3 separate regions of the Homo sapiens genome follow, and regions 1 and 2 are each linked to region 3. A link is a contact called in ENCODE Hi-C or POLR2A ChIA-PET data. All regions are on one chromosome and are shown on one strand. The core of a region is the stretch at or near the end of the contact, and the rest is flanking DNA. Distances in the headings are between cores, read along the strand shown.

The links. Hi-C counts contacts between places; a loop is a spot of excess contacts on that map. ChIA-PET counts read pairs that join two places held with the same protein, here RNA polymerase II (POLR2A). Pooled maps may share reads with other maps.
Region 1: a pooled map shows a loop between it and region 3 (5-fold over the local background). The contact joins the promoter of UBE2Q1 here to the promoter of SLC39A1 in region 3. A Hi-C loop is called at or near these places in 2 of 168 maps with a recorded cell type or tissue (B cell and naive thymus-derived CD4-positive, alpha-beta T cell) and 8 of 50 pooled maps. POLR2A ChIA-PET finds 5 or more read pairs at or near these places in 1 of 52 experiments (PC-3).
Region 2: a loop to region 3 is called in a map of naive thymus-derived CD4-positive, alpha-beta T cell, with 4 times the contacts of the local background. The contact joins the promoter of PBXIP1 here to the promoter of SLC39A1 in region 3. A Hi-C loop is called at or near these places in 1 of 168 maps with a recorded cell type or tissue (naive thymus-derived CD4-positive, alpha-beta T cell) and 2 of 50 pooled maps.

Annotation. Positions count from the first base shown.
Region 1 is chr1:154,555,946-154,560,363 of GRCh38, reverse strand. UBE2Q1 (ubiquitin conjugating enzyme E2 Q1) reads left to right here and starts at 1,702. Exons shown (of 13, transcript NM_017582.7): 1 at 1,702-2,137; 2 at 4,400-4,418. The coding sequence starts at 1,811. RefSeq lists enhancers at 686-1,266, 1,267-1,848 and silencers at 1,218-1,307, 1,428-1,517, 1,608-1,687, 2,008-2,107.
Region 2 is chr1:154,953,303-154,957,398 of GRCh38, reverse strand. It overlaps PBXIP1 (PBX homeobox interacting protein 1), which reads left to right and starts at 1,300. Exons shown (of 11, transcript NM_020524.4): 1 at 1,300-1,330; 2 at 3,642-3,728. The coding sequence starts at 3,678. PYGO2 (pygopus family PHD finger 2) reads left to right here. Exons shown (of 3, transcript NM_138300.4): 3 at 1-373.
Region 3 is chr1:153,961,475-153,965,713 of GRCh38, reverse strand. It overlaps SLC39A1 (solute carrier family 39 member 1), which reads left to right and starts at 2,177. Exons shown (of 4, transcript NM_001271958.2): 1 at 2,177-2,219; 2 at 2,967-3,185; 3 at 3,364-3,494. The coding sequence starts at 2,999. It overlaps MIR6737 (microRNA 6737), which reads left to right and starts at 3,294; the gene lies at 3,294-3,363. RefSeq lists enhancers at 1,801-2,080, 2,121-2,290, 2,441-2,500, 1,390-2,589, 2,541-2,610 and 1 more.

The sequences.
Region 1 (4,418 bases), core at 453-2,952, 600 kb before region 3:
TTTGAGACCAGTCTGGGCAACATACCAAGACCCCTTTCTACAAAAAAAATACGAAAATTACCCAGCTGTGGTAGCATGCGCCTGTAATCCCAGCTACTTGGGAGGCTGAGGTGGGAGGATAGCTTGAGGTCTCCCGAGGCTGCAGTGAGCTGAGATTGTGCCCCTGCACTCCAGGGCGAGAGAGCAAGACCCTGTCTTAAAATAAATAAATAAATAAATAAATAAATAAATATATATATATATATATATATATATATATTTGCAAAACACCTTCGCTCAGGAAATAATTAACAGGAATTCCCACCACAGCCTTTTATGCTATCAGCTTGCACACACAGACACAAAGTCAACATGTAGCAAACTGTTCAGGCTACCTAAACCAGATAAATGGCCCCACGAAGACCAGGAACAGACTATAATCGTCTTTAAATACCCATACCCCAACTTGACCAAAGGAGGCCTCTGCAGAGGCAATTGAATAGTCTTCCAGCAAAGGCTAGCTCATTTTAGTACAAGTGGGAGAGAAACGGGGCAATCTGACCAGTGGTTTAAGGGCTGAGTTGGCCCAGCAGAATTGACTAGGCCTTACCACAGGCTAATAACACTTGCCCTTGGCAAAACGAACGCCAGCTCGGGATTTCTGTAGCTTCAACCAGCTTTGTCCTTTGTGATAGTGCCACCTAGCGAGGGTCCGGAGGCACTACCTACTCCTGGCAGCTGCCAAGACCACTGCGACAAGGTGTTAGCCATTTAGGCCTAGGAAAGGGAATGGGGACCACCCGAGTCAGCACTCCTTCCATGACTCTGTGGAGGAAGCCCATGCTGTCCTTCCCCCAACCTCGTCCAGACCCATGGGGTCTGAAAAGCGCGAAAGGCCTGATATTAACTAACACTTGTACATAACACAGCAGTGATCTATTATCATTCCTCATTTTATGGTGTCCTCGCATCGAATCCCTCCCTGGGAATAGGAAAAACAGGCATCATTCTCATGAGAGCCATTGTACAGATGAGGAAACTGAGACTCGGCGGGAAAGTGGTTAACCCAAGGTCACAAAACGCCATGAGAGCCAGGGCTGGGACGAGAATCCACGCCTCTTCCATTCCGGTTCCCGGCTCCTACCCCGACCACCCACCCGAGTGTGAAGACACAGCATGCCCACCCCCACGGGGAGCAGAGGCTCCAGGATCCTGCGCCGAAGACCAGCATGTGGGAGCAGGATAAAGACTGCACGGGGAAGACAGCACTTCTTTCTTCTCTGTCCATGGAGTGCCGGGCACGCTCGCCACGGCTCGGGGGCGGGGGAAGCGGCGCCCGGGGCAGGAAACAGCGTCCTGCGCGGGTAGCCCCTGGGAGCACGCGGCACCGAGTCACGTGAGAGGGGAGCGCAGGCGAAGGGGCGTCGCGCGCAAGCACGCACGACATACGCAAACTCGCACTGAGGCGCCCACAGAGGCAAGCCCCAGGCCCCGGGTCACATGTGGAGGGTGGCAGGCGAGAACAGGGGGGCGGGAAAGACGGAGAGATCACGTGGAGGAGGCCAGAGCAGGGAAGTCACGTGAGGGGGACGGAGGCGGGGCCGCCTAGGAGGAGGAGGAGGAGGAGGGGCGCGCGGCTTCCGGCGGCTGGGGGGGCCAGCGAGCGGAGGGGGGGGCCTGTCCCGGAGGTGGCGGCGGCGCCATCTTGGCGAAGGGGGGATCAGGAAGTGCGGACCGCGGCGGCGGCGGCGGCGGCGGCGGCGGCGGCGGAGCCCGGAGCGCAGGCCGGAGGCTCCCGGCCCGCCGGCCCCGGAGCGGAGCGGAGCGGAGGATGCAGCAGCCGCAGCCGCAGGGGCAGCAGCAGCCGGGGCCGGGGCAGCAGCTGGGGGGCCAGGGGGCGGCGCCGGGGGCCGGGGGCGGCCCAGGGGGGGGCCCGGGGCCGGGGCCCTGCCTGAGGCGAGAGCTGAAGCTGCTCGAGTCCATCTTCCACCGCGGCCACGAGCGCTTCCGCATTGCCAGCGCCTGCCTGGACGAGCTGAGCTGCGAGTTCCTGCTGGCTGGGGCCGGAGGGGCCGGGGCGGGGGCCGCGCCCGGACCGCATCTCCCCCCACGGGGGTCGGTGCCTGGGGATCCTGTCCGCATCCACTGCAACATCACGGTGAGGACCCCCTCGCGTGCGCCTCTGTGGGGGCCCCTTGTCAGGGACCCAGGATCACTCCATCCAGCTTTTTGCTCTCGAAGGACCTGGGAGGCCGAAGCCCCTCTCAGGGCTCAGTTCTTTCTCTCCAGGTTACATTTGTTTCTGCTGCTTGAGGTTATGCAGTGCACCCAGAATCTCTACCATTGACCCCAATAGCAAGGGACACCCCGACATATGGCGCCTAGACTACCCGTTTCCACGAACCCACCCACATCCCAAGGTTCATGATTTTGGCTCTTTTTGGCTACTCCTCCACAACTTTACCTTGCCACCTAGGAATGCGTCTTTCTTCCCCTTACTCTTATTTCAAGGTTTTAGGCCTCGGCACTGACCCTAACTGCAAAGACCTGGCCTGAAACTCACTGCACATTTCAGCGATGCCCCCTTCTCAGTAGTACCTCTGACTTAGGAGGTTGCCACCTGTGGGATCCCCGCCTAGGCATCCCTCATGCAGACCCTCTTGCTCTCTCAACTTCACCAAGTGATAGTTTGCAATTCATTGACTCCTCTTCCTTCTCTCCTTTGGATTCTTTTTCTGGTGTAACCTCTAACTCTCCTCTTTTTGCCTCAGCTGGTAGCAGTTCTGCCACTCCCCTGCCTGTTCCCTATGGATATGTCCATTTGCCCTGGGTTGTTGCTTTTCCTGGTAATGATAGTGATGTGATGTGCGAGGGCTACCCCCATTTATTCTAAGCAGTAACAGTTGCATTTCTCCCCTGTGAGCGTCATTCCATCCTAGGCATACACCTTACATGTCTCCTGCCTGGTCTACCCTCAGACATCCCTTGAACAGAGAATTGGCTTCTGCTAATTTGGGAATGTCTGGTACTGCATGCTATAGCACTTATATTGGTTGATGTTACCTGCTGTGATGGTATTCTCTCTACCGGAGCAGTAGCTGAAATGCTAGCAGACAGTACTTTATCCAGGCAGGCAGACCTAATCGGAGTAGCCTGGGGAAAGGCAGAGTTGTGAATTCTCTGCTACTTGGGGGCCTGAATTCAACTTACTGGTGTTTTCTGTCCGTTTTCTCAATCAAACCAAGTTAAGATTTGGTGAGGTAAAGCCTCAGTTTGGATTGATTGGTGCCCCACCAAAACTCATATGTCCCATTTCTCTTTTCATTTCCTTTCTTTTTTCCTGCTAGAAAGTTAAAATTGAAGGACTAGGAGTGGCTTAGTTAAGTGAAGACTTGGGCATCTTTGATAATTATTTTTCCTCCAGCATTGAGGATTAGAGTCATGGCAATGCTAAGATACCCAGTAGAGGTGGATAAGGTTTCCCTGGCTTGTGTGGGAACCTCGAGTTAATTTTGTTCCTGAATTAAGCTTCTAATTCCTTAAGGGTAGGTTTGCCCCTATCCAGCTGCTCTTTCTGTTGCCAGAGGCCATTTACTGCGTTTGTCCCTGGCAGGAAGTTAAATTTAGGGGGTCCTCAGCCAGACTCCCCATGGCTATAAAGGAGACTTGGCCTAAACTAGCCCCCTTGGTTTGGGCAGAGAGGGAGTCTGGTCAGGCTGCATTTGGCACCGTGGCTCAGGAATGCTGGGAATGTCAGTAGCGTAGGCTTCTTTCTCCCAGCCTGCCATGTGGAGCCCTACAGCCCACGCCTGGACTGAGAAGGTGGCAGGTTCCCAAGGGAGAGGTGGGGAGAATTGGTCTTTGAGGGGCTCTTCTGGAAGTGGTGTGGGTAGATTCTTGCCAGTACCCTTTTACTCTTGGGTTCTGGAGATACAGTCTAGTTTTTATACTTCTTCCCTACTGAACTCTGCTTTTTTCACTTCAGTGTCATTGTGATGAGGTGATCCCTTCCTCAGCCGATTCTGGAGTTTGAAAAGCAAGCTTGGAGGACTGTTCTGGGTCCAGGGAGAACTTGAAGTCTAGAACTTGTATAGGCAGTGCAGGAGATGAGGAGTCCCCCTTCGCTGTTAGCCAAGTTTGGCTGTGCTAGGTTTCCTGGTTTGTACTCTCGAGGAAAGAAAGAAAAGGTTTCAGTCTGCTTCTCGGAAAGGGTCTTCCCAGGGACTGTTTTTCTTCCAGTTTAGAATTTGTTGTGAAGCTGCTTGGTTAGATGCTGACCTAAGTTGGGCTTTTATGTGTGTGTAGGGGGTGGGGGTGGGAAGCAAAGGGGCTAGAAGTCTTGGGGGGAAGAGGACAGGCAAAATCTGGCTTTTCCCAGAGTCACCCATTTTGATTGCTCTTATTGCTCTTTTCCCTTCAGGAGTCATACCCTGCTGTGC
Region 2 (4,096 bases), core at 51-2,550, 990 kb before region 3:
AGTTCCTGGCATGAGGAGAGAAGACCCTGCTCTGGTGGAGCTGACAACCTTTGAGGCTGGGAGGAGAGCAGCCTCTGGGCATCGTTCCCAGTGTCCCTCACACTAAAACGGCGTAGATGGCAACCCCCCACCCCCACCCCGCTGCTCAACTCTTGTGTTTGTTGTTCTGTTTGCCCCATTTATCTGTTGCTGTTTTTGTGTTGTCTTCCCCTGCTCCGCATTTTGTAAAATGGCCCCTGGGGGAGTGTTTTTGCTGGATCTGCTCCCTCTCGCTCTCTCACTCCACTACTTTTTGGAACAAAGTGATGGCAGAATGCGGTGGTGGTGGGGGTCTTTTGTACTGTTGGATTAATAAAATGATTTTAAAATCCCAGACAAGGACTCCTTGCTGTTGCTGTGTGAAAAGGCTGGAATGAGCCGCTGTCACTGCTGGGTAGGGTGCTTAGGGGTTGAGGATATGTATGCTCCCCAGGGTCCCTGGGAGTGGGAATGGCAGATTTGGCCCCTGAGCTGACCCTGGTATAAGCTGCTGAGCCAAGGGAGGCCTGTGTTTCCCCGCCCATCCCCCTGTGTCTCCACTGTGAGAAACTGAGTTTCCTTTTTGAGCATATTCCTGGGCCAGGCCTGGAGCCAGGCGGATTTGGCACCACAGCCTCTGGAAGACAAGTGCTTGAGCTCTTCTGGGTTTAGCACCCCACCCACCTCCCAGTTGTTTGGGTTAGGGAGCAAGTGTCGCTCTAAGGGTGAGGGGAGGGGCTGCTTCTGTCCTAGCAAATTTCATTTTGGGATGTTTTTCAGATCGTTCCCGTCCCCCAACCGTTTTTTAAAGTAGCAATGGCATCTTTTAAGCAGTCTGTTTTGGAGCAGATTGGGGAGAATGGCAGGAGGGCTATTTCCACACCCTGGATTTGCGACCTGTCCCTCTCCCTTCCCCCATCTCACAGCTGTCTCTGTCTATCCTGGGGCCAACCTGGCCCCTTGTCTTCGTCATCTCAGAAGACGGCACCGTCTGCTTTTCTCTCAGTTTGTGGGGGTTCCCTCTAGAAACTGTTTAGACACTGGGAAAGAAGGGCAGGAAACTCAGGATTCGGTTAGCTGGGACCCCGGTCGCCCACCAGGAGGTAAGCCCAGGTTTAGGGCCGTGTCGCTAGACCTCCCTTCCCCTCCCCTGGCTCTCAATTCCTGCTCTTATTGGCCAAAAGTTTCCGCCCCCTTGGGGAAGTTGACTTTTCATTGGTCAGTTTCTGGTCACATGATTTTCTTCTCGGGCTGCAAACAAAGGGAAGCCTGCAACAAGTTAAGCTGAAGACCGAAGCAAGAGCTGGTTCAGGTAATGCCTTAGCTGGGAAGGGGTCCACAGATTCGCTTTGAAGGGGGTGGAATAAGGAAAAGGGAAGGCGGAACTAATCTAGAAGGAATGAGCTGCTTTTCATTTCTGGGCTGGGGGAGGAAGGCCAGGTGCCGACGCTAACACAACAGGAACTTGCTCTGGGTACCCCAGGCAAGTGGCCCTAGATCCTTTGCTTTAGCGGTTTGGAGGAGCAACTGTTAGAGGAGTTTAAATTAACTAGAGGCGAGACTTCCTAGCTTTATGCTGAGTGGGAGAGCTCCCCCTTTAGCTGTTTTTTAGAAATAGCAGAAGTCTCTGTCATAATCCTTACAGGAGGTGTTTGTTGAATCCTGCCTGAATGAAAAGAAGGGGGTGGAGGGAGGGAGTGGAGGTGGGTTTTCTTCCAGAAGGTCGATGAAAAGAAAAAGATCTGGAAACACAGCAGGGAAGGGTGGAGATTAGACAGCAGAAGGAACTTCCTAATAAGGCAGTGAGATGCTGGCTTGGGAGAAGAGGTGTTTTTTTGAACCCTGGGTTAACCTAACCAAGAAAGAGGTATCAGGGTTTGGAACCCAGAGTATAGGAGTTTCAGAGTGTCTCCTATTTGGGTCTCATAAGTATTTGTTTTGTTGACCCAAATACCTTTGCTGGTTTCCATGGAGACAGTGGGTCTGACATCACTGTGGTTGCCATGGTGCCTGGTTCTAGAGGACCTGAGCAGGCTGCACACACAGCTAGGGATAAACAGGGACTTCAGCCCAAGCTGCTGCCACTTCCTTCCTGCCACCACCTGTTAACAGTCAGCAACTGGGGATGGGGAGATGATAACAAGGGCGGGGGTGGAGCCACAAGCGGAAGGCTGAACAGCCATGGCTCTATGGATACTTACAGATGCATGCCAGGGTGTCCTGTTGGATTTGGTACAGGGAGGTCATTGCAGCCATTCTCCTGTCTCCGTGTGGAATGGGTGCATGTGTCTGGGAGGATGGGCATTGGGAAAGACCTATCCAGGACTTGGATCTTGACTGGCAGGAGCCACAGGAGGTTACTTAGGGCACCACGCAGGACTTGAAAACAGCTCAAACAGAAGGGGATAATGTGGTTGGTTTCAAAGGTAGAACTGCCATACTCTCCCAGCCTCACTTCCCTTTTCCTGAGTTTTCTTATAAAGTGCTCGGGAAGCAGTCATTTATCCTGTTCTGAGGGATCACAATCCAGTACTCTTGAGAGGTCAGCTCATCTATCCTTCCACCTTTATGCCTGGTCCCAACAGGAGCTGCCTGAGGGAACTGTTTTAGCCTTGGATGAAGGGGCGGATCCCTCTCTTCTTACCCTGCTTTGTGTCAGTCAGGCTTTGGAAACTGGAGTGATTCCCTCCCCTATCCCTGTCAAGTCAGAGCAGATTAACCGGGTGCAGGACCATAGCCCTGATTTTTGTCTATTTTTTGCAAGCTATAAAGTGATGTATATATACATGATAGTTGCCATAAATCCATTTTCCCAGTCACCTTCAAGTTCCCTAAGACCAAACTCTGGCGATTACTAAGAAGGTAAACAGAATTTAGGATGAAGACTGAGAGTGATGAGGAGACTTATAAAAGGTGCATCCAGGTGGATCTAAGCTATGCCAGTGGCTCTTAACCCTGGCTGCGCATGAGAATCATTTGAGTGGTTTTTTAAAAGACCCACAGCCGGGCCTACCCCCCAACTCAATTGAATCAAAATCTTAGGTGATTCCAATGTGCAGCCAAGATTGAGAACCACTGAACTAGACCATACCAAGGACTTATGCTGGGCAAGTGGTGGGACACTTAGGGCTGAAGGAGGCCATTGAGTCTTCCCTTCCAGGTCCTGGGGGAGAAGGTAGTGATTGTGTAGGTACCTGGTGTTGTGAAGGGAGGGCTGTGTTGTTTCCCTGCTCTTCTTATTAACAAGTCTTCTTATTGGCAAGTTGAGTCTGTCAACCTTGCTGGGCTTCATCTTCCCTGACTCAAATGTCAGGGGGCTGGACTGGAATTCCCCAGAGCCTTTCCAGCCTATGCTACTTTGACCTTTCAAGGTCAGTTCAGTTTTCCAAGGCCCTGTTGGTCCCTGGAAGAGGCTGGCTTCTCTGTGGGTGTTGGCAGATTCTGATTTGCAAGGCAAATACTGCTTAGAAGAGCTGGGGTGTCAGGGAGAGAAGGACTGGAACCAGGCTTGGTTCTGGAGGCTGCTGCCCAGCACTTGAACCTTGGAACCCAGCCAAGGCTGCTTTCTGCATTCTGCCCCTCCTGAAGGGAGCTCCCATCCTTAAGAGAGCTTTCTTCTGCAGGTGGCAGCCACAGCAGCCTCAGGGACCTCAGCAACTATGGCCTCCTGCCCAGACTCTGATAATAGCTGGGTGCTTGCTGGCTCCGAGGTAGGAAGAGCGGGCCTGGGAACCATGGGGGTGGGGTTGGGGGGTGTTTCTGCAGTGCTGGGCTTCTTTCTTGGTGGGTCCTTTTCCTTAGTCCTGATGGTCACCTACATCACTTCCTGCTGGCTGTTAGAGGAATTCCAGTAGCAGGAAGAAGTAGATCAGGCCCCAGGGGTCAGGTGTTGGCACTTGGACCATGCCATGAAGGAAGGGACCAGTTGGGTAAGCTGAGACAAGTAGGGATGGATTTCGAATGGAGAGACCAATGTGAACAAAGGTCCTGAGGCGATAGTGGGGAACGCCATGCTGGGGGAGACTGTGGGACACCCATGGGTGATGTGGAGACGTGGGTTGGAGCCAGTGTTGGAGTG
Region 3 (4,239 bases), core at 928-3,427:
TCGGGAGGCCGAGGCGGGAGAATTGCTTGAAACCTGGGAGGCAGAAGTTGTAGTGAGCCAAGAGCATGCCACTGCATTCCAGCCTGGGCAACACAGCAAGACTCTGTCAAGAAAGAAAGGAGGAAAGAAGAAAGGAAGGAAGGAAGGAAAAAGAAAAGAAATAAAGTTGCCAAGAGATTTTAAATGTTCTCATCACAAATAAATATGTGAAGTAATGCATATGTTAATTAGCTTGATTTACCCATTCTGCAATGTACATATATTTCTTTTCTTTTTTCTTTTTTTTTGAGACGGAGTCTCGCTGTGTCGTCCAGGCTGGAGTGCAGAGGTGTGATCTTGGCTCACTGCAACCTCCGCCTCCCCGGTTCAAGCGATTCTCCTGCCTCAGCCTCCTGAGTAGCTGGGATCATAGGCATGCGCCACCACGCCTGGCTAATTTTTGTATTTTTAGTAGAGACAGGGTTTCACCATGTTGAGCAGGCTGGTCTCCAACTCCTGACCTCGTCATCTGCCCGCCTCGGCTTCCCAAAGTGCTGGGATTACAGGCGTGAGCCACCGCGCCCGGCCCAATGTACATATATTTCAAAACATCATGTTGTACACCATAAATATATACAATTATTAATCATATATGACATATGTATGTGTATAAATAAACAAATATATATATTTGACAACTATAAAGGTAGAACTTGGACCAGAATCCAGGTTTCCTGACCCCCCCAGTCATAATTCCTTGTTAATGTTACCAATTACGAATAATTTTTTTTTTTGAGACGAAGTTTCGCTGTTGTTGCCCAGGCTGGAGCGCAATGGCGCGATCTCGGCTCACTGCAATTTCCGGCTCCCGGGTTCAAGCGATTCTCCTGCCTCGGCCTCCCGAGTAGCTGGGATTACAGGCCCCCGCCACCACGCCCGGCTAATTTTTGTATATTTAGTAGAGACGGGGTTTCACCATGTTGACCAGGCTGGTCTTGAACTTCTGTCCTCAGGTGATTCATCCTCGGCCTTCCAAAGTGCTTGGATTACAGGCGTGAACCACCGCGCCCGGCCCCTTAAGAAGTCTTCACATTCCTCTTTTACTTAAGGAATTACTGGGCTTCGTTTCTGGAGCCTTGTGAGAAGCATTACACTGTCCCCCCTTTTTTTTTTCTTTTTTAAAATTAATTTTCCTGTAGGAAGCAAGATCCCATCTGTCCCTTCTTTAGGCAATGAAGCTTTTTTCACCTTTGCATAAAAGAACAGCTGAGCCCCCTTTTTAAATTTTCTTTTGTCTTACCGTCCCTTGAGGCTAGAAGAGGATTCTCAAGGCACAGAGTTGTGGGCCACAAGAATCCAGGTTGAGGAAACGGTGAAAGTCCTGAGCTGAAACAACTACCTTGGGGCATTCAAGGAACAGCAAACAGCAAACCGACCGGCGAGGGTGGCGGGAGCTGGGCTGGAAATCAGGTGGGAGAACCGGCCAGACGCCCGCAGGCGCGGTACGCAGATATCCTGGAATGCGCTGGGGGCTCTTCCCTGGGCGCGGCTTCAGCACCCCGCATTCCGGTCCCACCACGTCCCCACCCACCTGGAGAAGGCGGAGGCTGCACTGAGTGCCATAAGTAGTCGAGAAGGGATGATTTTCAAGACATACCCTCTCTTTGCTTTCCCCCCTTTCCAATTCTGCCTTGTCTTTTTCCTTGTTGTGGGTGCTGGTGAGGGAAAGCAGTCAAGGAAGTTGGTCCCAAGAGGGGAATGCTTTCCCTTGGGCGCCAAGAGGCACTGACGAGGTGTCAGAGCCTTCTGAGGGACAGATGAGACTTTGGCCCAAGGCCAGGAAGATGTTTTCAGATGTGGGCCGGAAGACTTGACAATGCGGGGTCTCCCTCTTTTAAAAATATCCATATAATCAAAGCCTTTGTTGACTGGCCCGCTCCGGCCCCTCAGTCCTCCACAGATGCGCCCCAGGGCCCCAGCCCCGAGGTCCTTTTCCTAATATCCGCTCTTGCTCTCGCTCACTCTCCTCAGGTCGCCTGCTCCGCCCGCTCCCGCTCCCGATCTCTGATTGCTCCTAACTGACGTCACTCCCGGTCTGTCCCCGCCCACTCGGTGCTGCCATTGGCAGTCGGTCGTGGGTACGCGGCTCCTGTGGGGGAGGGGGGAGCTATGGGAGGGGGCGGGAATTCCCGACTCTAGGCCGGAAGCGCGCGGAGACCATGTAGTGAGACCCTCGCGAGGTGAGTGCGGGCTGTCTGGCAGCGGGGTCCATGTCGGCTGCCCAGGCCTCCCCGGGCCCGGGAACAGGAGTCCCAGCTCACGCATTCTTCATCTGCTTCCCGCGACGCTTGGCGGCCTCGCACCCCGCCTCCTGGAGCCCGGACTTTCAGGCACCGCCCTCAGTGTCGCCTCAGTCCGTCCCGGGACCGCAGACTCTTAGGGCCCCTCTCTTTGGCCATCTGCCTCTAGGTCCCATCCTGGGGCCTGAAGCGCTTGTTCTCTGCGCTGGGAAAAGGGGAACGATGGAGCGATCCAGCACCCAAACTTACCCTGTCCAGGTGGCCCACGAAGCTACCCAAGACATCTCTGCACAGCCCTAGCCTTTTTGGCTTCACCCACTCCGTTCGGGAGTTGGGGACCCGGCCTCTACATTCCTTAGGGGAACTCCAGCTCCAGGTCCTATTTGGAGGCGGCTCCTAGTTTCCTAGTTTTCTGGGGGCACCAGGTGAAAGGGTGATGAGATATCCATACAGCCTTTCTCATGCCTCGGTTTCCCCCGTGCAGTCTCCCTGAATAAGTCACTTGGGAAAGAAAGTGTGAGAAGAGAGGAATGTTCCTGGTACAGGAGTAGATGAGTCACCCTGGGTAGGGGAAGGTCACAAAGTGGCTGGGGCCAGGGAGCTGCACTCTGCTGACCAAGCTTCCCCATTCCTTGCCCCATCTTCCTTTGCATGATTTTTCCCAACCACTCTGGTCTGTCTTCCTAGGTCTGAGAGTCACTGGAGCTACCAGAAGCATCATGGGGCCCTGGGGAGAGCCAGAGCTCCTGGTGTGGCGCCCCGAGGCGGTAGCTTCAGAGCCTCCAGTGCCTGTGGGGCTGGAGGTGAAGTTGGGGGCCCTGGTGCTGCTGCTGGTGCTCACCCTCCTCTGCAGCCTGGTGCCCATCTGTGTGCTGCGCCGGCCAGGAGCTAACCATGAAGGCTCAGGTAAGCCTCTCCTTTTCCCCACACTGCTATGAATGCTTGGCTTAGGGAGGGCTCTGGGGCTGGCGGGGAGTGACCAAAGGAGGAGGGAAAGGCAAGGGTAGCCATTGTTTGGGTTGGGGTGGTCGGCCCTGGAGGGGGTTTGTTTGCTTATTCCCCTCTGTGCTTCACCCCTACCCAGCTTCCCGCCAGAAAGCCCTGAGCCTAGTAAGCTGTTTCGCGGGGGGCGTCTTTTTGGCCACTTGTCTCCTGGACCTGCTGCCTGACTACCTGGCTGCCATAGATGAGGCCCTGGCAGCCTTGCACGTGACGGTGAGCACTGGCCTGGGCATGTGACTTGCGGGAGGGGAATCACACACCTCTGGGAGTGTTGGTTTGTGGAGATTGATTCATGTGCCACTCCATGACTGTGTGGAAGACTTTTGGCATGTGGTATGAATTGTGATTTTTGGTTATGGGGCATAATTCTTTCTATGTGTTCCCTCCCCCTTCCCCATTCCCTGTGTGACCCCTACATTCCCGTTGAGACAGTAAGACACTTTTTCTCAGGTGTGTGACTTGCTCTATGGGTTCTCAGTTCTAGCTACCAGCAAGTGCTCCAAGAATCATCTTCACTCTCTCACCACTTTCCTAAAGGGCTGGAGATAGAGGTCTCTGTAGGCCTGAGAAGGATAGGAAGCGATTCCCTGGGTCTTGGTGTTGCTAACCTTTTTAGGCTTTGGCCCAAGGAAGTGGGCTGTGAGGAATGATCAAGTCCACGGCATAGGACTTGGTTTATTATAGGAAAAACTGAGGCCGTTGGATAGTGGGGCAGGAAAGTCATCCTGGGCTCTTTCCTTTTTTCCTCTAAAACTGAGGAAGTAACACTGGATGTATCCCTTTGTGTGTCTGTGACTGAGTGACCTGTGTTTCCGTGTGACTGCGTATAAGCCTGAATGTCCTGTGATATGTGGCTCTATGTATGAGTATTTGGGGAGATGGGCAATGTGTGACCTTTTCATGTATGTCTACATCAGTGACTCTCAACTAGGAGTGTGGCTTTGCCCCTCAGGAAACA